Regions from separate parts of the Homo sapiens genome. Here region 2 is linked to region 1. A link is an interaction called in ENCODE POLR2A ChIA-PET data of the cell type or tissue named here. Cell type or tissue: A673. All regions are shown on one strand. Links, peaks and the distances in the headings refer to the core of each region. The heading gives the core; the rest is flanking DNA.

What was found. ChIA-PET counts read pairs that join two places held together with the same protein. Peaks named below come from ENCODE experiments on the same cell type or tissue, not always from the same donor. Only the 100,000 strongest peaks of a DNase experiment are listed, where the experiment ranks them.
Region 2: POLR2A ChIA-PET joins it to region 1 with 5 read pairs; 2 of 35 experiments call an interaction of 5 or more read pairs at or near these places.

Annotation. Positions count from the first base shown.
Region 1 is chr16:88,017,499-88,020,404 of GRCh38, reverse strand. BANP (BTG3 associated nuclear protein) reads right to left here. Exons shown (of 14, transcript NM_001386991.1): 7 at 1,738-1,977. Among named protein-coding and RNA genes, the nearest start is that of BANP, 68 kb to the right of the region's middle. In A673, for the core only: no CTCF peak of the experiment used is centred there; no DNase peak of the experiment used is centred there; H3K27ac peaks cover 276 bases.
Region 2 is chr16:87,743,929-87,746,834 of GRCh38, reverse strand. All of the region lies in intron 5 of KLHDC4 (kelch domain containing 4), which reads left to right. Among named protein-coding and RNA genes, the nearest start is that of KLHDC4, 21 kb to the left of the region's middle. In A673, for the core only: no CTCF peak of the experiment used is centred there; no DNase peak of the experiment used is centred there.

The sequences.
Region 1 (2,906 bases), core at 314-2,813:
GCTGGAAGCACATCACGTGGTCTGGTGCGCAGATGTGTGCTCCTGGCCACGCCATGCCCTAAAGCAGAGGGTGGAGGGGGTGGTGGGCCTGCTGCCCGCCTCTGAAGGCAGTGTCCTGTTGGAGCACATCCACGACCATGCGCTGACTCCTCGTCTGTGGCTGCTTTCAGAGCTAAGCAGTTGAACAGAGACCCCAGGGCCTGCAAAGCCTGAAATATCTGCCGTGTGGCCCTTCAGAAGAAGGCTGAGGGTGACCCCTGCCCCATGACCCTCTGATCCTCTTGACCTGCTTTACTCCACCGCTGAGAAGCTGTGAGGAGGCCCCACGTGTGGTCTCCCAGGAGTTATCTGATACTACCCTCAGGGTCCAGGATGGGCGCCCGCTGGTGTCTGACAGCTGGGGCACACGCCTGGGACAAGACATGGCACATGGGAAGATGCCATGACCTGCTCACACGCATGTGGGTGGGACCTGGACCCACCTCTCAGCAGCTTCCAGAAAAACCTGCAGTCAGCACGACACCCCAGTCTTACTCAGACCCCATTTTCACAGCAGCTACGGAACAGCGGAGCCCTTCCACTCCCCCACTGCTCCTGACAGAGGCTCACGGGCCACACTGTGCTTCCCAGAGGAGCAAGGCTCTTTCCTGCTGGAACAGCTGGCCCTGCACGCTGAGATCCCGCACGCCCCGCCCCCCGCACGCTGAGATCCCGGACGCCCCGCCCCCCGCACGCTGAGATCCCGGACGCCCCGCCCCCCGCACGCTGAGATCCCGCACGCCCGGACGCCCCCCGCACGCTGAGATCCCGCACGCCGAGATCCCGGACGCCCCGCCCCCCGCACGCTGAGATCCCGGACGCCCCCGGCATGCTGAGATCCTGGACGCTGAATGCTCTGCCTCGCTCGCCCTGTTTCGAGATCAGATTTACATTTCACGCTCCCCTGAGGTGACTCTCCAGAGCCCAGATTGCCGGAGGCCACTGCACCCTCCCACACCCTCCCGCCAGGGGCCTCGTGTCTCTTGCGTTTGCTGCTGCTTCACTTTACATCTTCGTTAGAAGCCAGGAGGACGGCTTCTGAAGCAGACGGGCTCTGTGGAGCAAATGGACCATGGACGCTGGCAAGGAGGACCTGAGCGCCCATCAAACGCCATTGAAGGGCAGTACCGCAATCGCCACCTGGAGCAAATCCCGCTCTTCAGAGGGGACGGAGACGTCACAGGCCGGGCTGGGCACGAAAATCAGGCTTTGGAGCTCTCCTGGCTCCCATCACAGCCAGGTCAGCGCTGAGGCCCTGGCACGGCTGCTGAGGCCCAGCCCTCTCAGAAGGAAGGAGGCAGGTGGCACTCCACCCGCTTAGGAGAGGCTCAGGGGGGCCTGGGTCAGCGTGGCCAGGACAGCAGGGAAGGCCCCGGCTCTCCTCCTCCTCTCTCTTCCTCAAGAGTGGCCTACAGACAGGAGGCGAGGAGTTTTTCACCTTCTAAGGGTACACAGTAGGTATATATATGATGGGGTATATGAGGTATTTTGGTGCGGGCATGCCGTGCGTAATAAGCACATCAGGGTCAACAGCTCATCCATCCCCTCGAGCACTGATCCTCGGGCTGAGATTTCAAACCGCCTGGAGAAACGCAGCCCCGTGCCGGTGCTACTGATGCCAGCGTCCTCAGCATTGAAATGTGGGTCCTGACCCAGCTCCCCGCACACCCCAGTCCCCCAAGGCGGGGCCCGACTTACACCGGATGCCGTAGATGGTGAGCGGGTCCAGCTGCTTCTTCCCGTGCTTGCCCTGCCCCGAGAGGTTGGACACAGCCTGCACCTCGCGGTGGAAGAGGTAGTCCAGCAGCGTGAGCGCCATCTTCTCGGCCGTGCGGCAGTTGGTGCTGATGTGCAGCATGTCGGAGGGGATGATGGCGCAGCGTACCCGCATCTCGGGGTTGTTCTCGTCGCCCAGCCAGGTGCCATTGGGGTAGTCCTCTGAAAAACAGAAGACAGGTCCTCAGATGGCCAAGGCTCAAATAAGCTCACATTCAGGACAGCAGAGCGCTCTGCTCAGGCACAGTCGGGAAAGATGCTCCACGCAGGGCTGGGCAAATCCCTCGTAACTTGTGAGGCAGTCACCAAGAGCGCTGGAGCCTCCGACTGCTGCCCAAGAAAGAACTGACGCGGAACAGACACGATCCCACCACCCCCGAGAAGCGGCCACGTGCCTGTGGGGCTGCAGGGCCTCGGGACCTGAGCGCCAACACGGTCACACACTCTGCTCACCCTGGACCCGGGACCCCAGCAATACCGATATCCTTGCACACAGTTGGTACCTGCCCCAGCCACCTGCAGAGCGGAACCCTCCCCGGGGTCCCTCACACCTCACTGCCAGCCATGCTCTCCCACTGGCCAGCCACTCCCACCAAGAAAGACGCAGAGGTGAGGGGCTCTAGCATCAGCAGCCGGCCTGGCGTCGCCCCCGTGCACACAATGCCAGTCCTTGCCTCTGCACAGTGTAAGTCACAGCATGCCCTTGACGCCAGCATTCTCAGGGCAGTTACAATGCAGCCGCCCAGAGCAGCGCATTCAGGTGTGGGAATGCGCCACGTTCTGCACTGTCAGTGAGGCCACAGCAAGGACCCGTGGACAGGCCCACACTCCACATGGAGGAGACACGGTGCCCAGACACCTGGAGTGGCCTGAGGTTGCCTGCAAAGCACACTCCTGTGACGATGGAGTGGGACTTCCCACCTGCCTGCCCAGGCAGTGACGCCCGCCAGCCCCTCCACACCTCTCCGCCTCCCTCCCTCCCAAGCGTGGGCTCTCAGCTTCCTAGCTGACCCTTCACAAGTCACTAGTCTTCTCTGAACCACGGATTCCTTCTCTGTGTAACGGCATCTCCGGGTTGTCCTCAGGTTGAC
Region 2 (2,906 bases), core at 287-2,786, 270 kb after region 1:
TATATTGTAGAAGCTATTAGACTTTTTTTAATAGTGATCCTGCAAACATACAATGTAGTTGCGATTCTTGGCCCCCAGTTCCAGTCTCTAGAGGGAGTGGTGGGGCAGGAACAGGGTCATTATGTGCTTCACTCTCTTCTTTTTGCCAGAATCACCCTTTGTGGAGGCATCTGTCTCTGGTGGTGATTTCTGGTTCTCCTTGGCCTAAGTAACCATTAGCAAGGGAGACCTGTGTGGGGGATGAACAGAGATACCTCGCGGAGCATTGCTTTGAGACGTTTGCCTTGGCAGCCAGGGTGTGGTTCCGCAGGTCACCCTTGGTCCTGGAAGGTCGTGTGGAGTGTGCGTCTGATAAGGAGACACAGCCTGTTGTGAGTACGGATTTGGAGGTCAGGGAATGGAGGGTGTGCGCTTAATCTTTCTCTCACTCTCTTTCTCTCTCTGTCTCTTTCTCTCTTTCTCGCTCTCTCTCTCTTTCTCTCTTTGTGGTCTTGTCTTTTTCTCCTCTCTGTCTCTTTTCTCTCTCTCTCTTTCTCCTTCCTTTCTTTCTTTCTTCCTTCTTCAAGAGACAAAGTCTTACTCTGTTGCCCAGGCTGGAATACAGTGGTGTGATCACACCTTATTGCAGCCTCAAACTCCTGGGCTCAAGTGGTCTTCCTGCCTCAGCCCCCCTAGTAGCCAGGATTACAGGCGTGCACCACCGTGCCGGGCTAATTAAATTTTTTTTTCTTTTTTTAGAGATGGGGTCTTGTCATGTTGCCCAGGTTGGTCTTGAACTCTTGGCCTCAAGAGATTCTCCCACTTCAGCTTCCTGAGTAGCTGGGATTATAGGTGTGAGCCACTGTGCCAGGCTGAGCTGCTTAATTTCTGTATTTCTACTGCTCAGCAGGATTCGGTTACTGCTGCTTAATGTATTTGTGATTGGGAGATGCCTAATGTTGAGCCTTATTCAGTTGTTAAGACCCTGACGAGACGCACAGCGGTGACAAATGGTCTGCAGGAGATGTTCTTTGACAGCTGATGTCCGTGTCCCTTTCCGCATTCTCTCCCACCCTGTAGTCAGCTCGGGGTGCTGAGCCCTTGCCCTCATAAACACCAGGCGCCTTGACTGTCCCCATGGCCTCAGCCTGCCCTCTCCCACCCTGCCCCAATGTCGTCTTGAAGACCTTCAGTGCGAGTGAACGCTTCTCTTGCGGTGACAGTTGACTGCAGTCTGTTGTGTACCAGCTCCAAGCGCATCTTAGCTAAGGTTTTCTGAGCAAGACATTCAGCAGAAGCCAGAAGAGGTGGATGGATTTGCCCATATGAAACAGGAAGGTCTTTGTGTGGAAGATGATGCCACAGGGAAAGTTAAAAATGGTGACTGGTGGGGAGAAGGTACCTGCAGCATCAGGCGGAGCTCACGTTCCGGGAGGTGGTGCCCTCTGCAGCAGAGCAGAAGGCGGGGCAGAGGCACCACAGGGCGGGCCCTGGGGCGGGTGCTGCGAGAGCAGTGCTGGGTAGTATGGGCTGGGCAGAGGCACCAAGAGGTGGCCCCGGGGCGGGTGCTGCAAGAGCAGAAGGCGGAGCAGAGGGCACCCTATGGCCGGCCCCAGGGCGGGTGTTGTGAGAGCAGTGCTGGGCAATATGGGTGTAGGGTGAGGGTGGAGAGAACATGCCCCCACCGCTCAGTGGGTGGCACCTGCTCATTGGAATTTTAAATGTGCGTGTCCCCTGACCCCCAAGTTTAAGGATTATACCCTAAAGAAATGCTTCCTCTTATTTCGTACAAAAATATATACAAAAAACAGGATGCAGAACAACATATGCTTGGAAAAAAGCCTGCATGTGTACACGTGTGTGCACCGCGTGTGTGCAGATGATTGCATGTGTGCACGTGTGAGCATATGTGAGTGCATGTGCCTGTCTATGCCTGTGTATGCATGTGTGTGACTGCATGCGTGTGAGCGTGTGTGTGCTCGTGTGTGTGCACTTGCAAGTGTGTGCTGACGCAGTGATCTGGAGAACCTGGTGCGTGCACACTGTACGTGCACAGGAGAAGGGAGAAGGTCTGTATTGTTTCTGAGGTTTTTTCTGATTCATTGATCTTTTCTTGGTATCATTTTTTATGCTATTTTAATTACTGTAGCTTTATGGTATATTTTGATAGGTTGGAGGATTTTTCTCATTTACTTAAAGTCTTTGCTTTTTTCATGTATTTTGTTTTTATGAGCTTTACCATCAGTTTTTCAAATTCTATTTTTTTTTTTTTTCTGAGACAGTCTAGCTCTGTTGCCCAGGCTGGAGTGCAGTAGCACAATCTTGGTTCACTACAACCTCCACCTCGCTGGTTCAAGCCATTCTTGTGCCTCAGTGTCCCGAGTAGCTGGGATTACAGGTGTCTGCCATCATGCCTGGCTAATTTTTTTTTTTTTTTTTGGAGACGGAGTCTCATTCTCGTCGCCCAGGCTGGAGTGCAGTGGCGGGATCTCGGCTCACTGCCACCTCCACCTCAGAGGTTCAAGCAATTCTCCTGCCTCAGCTTCCTGAGTAGCAGGGATTACAGATGCCCGCCACCATGCCCGGCTAATTTTGTACTTTTAGTAGAGATGGGGTTTCTTCACGTTGGTCAGGCTGGTCTTGAACTCCTGACCTCAGGTGATCCCCCCACCTCGGTCTCACAAAGTGCTGGGATTACAGGCATGAGCCACTGTACCCAGCCTTAATTTTTGTATTTTTAGTAGAGACAGGGTTTCACCGTGTTGGCCAGGCTGGTCTTGAACTCCTGACCTCAAGTGATCTGCCCCCCTCGGCCTCCCAAATTGCTGGGATTACAGGCATGAGCCACCACGCCTGGCCCTCAAATTCTAATGTTAAAAGTCCAGAAGGATTTTGACTGGATTGCGTTTGCTGATAAATCGCATTTA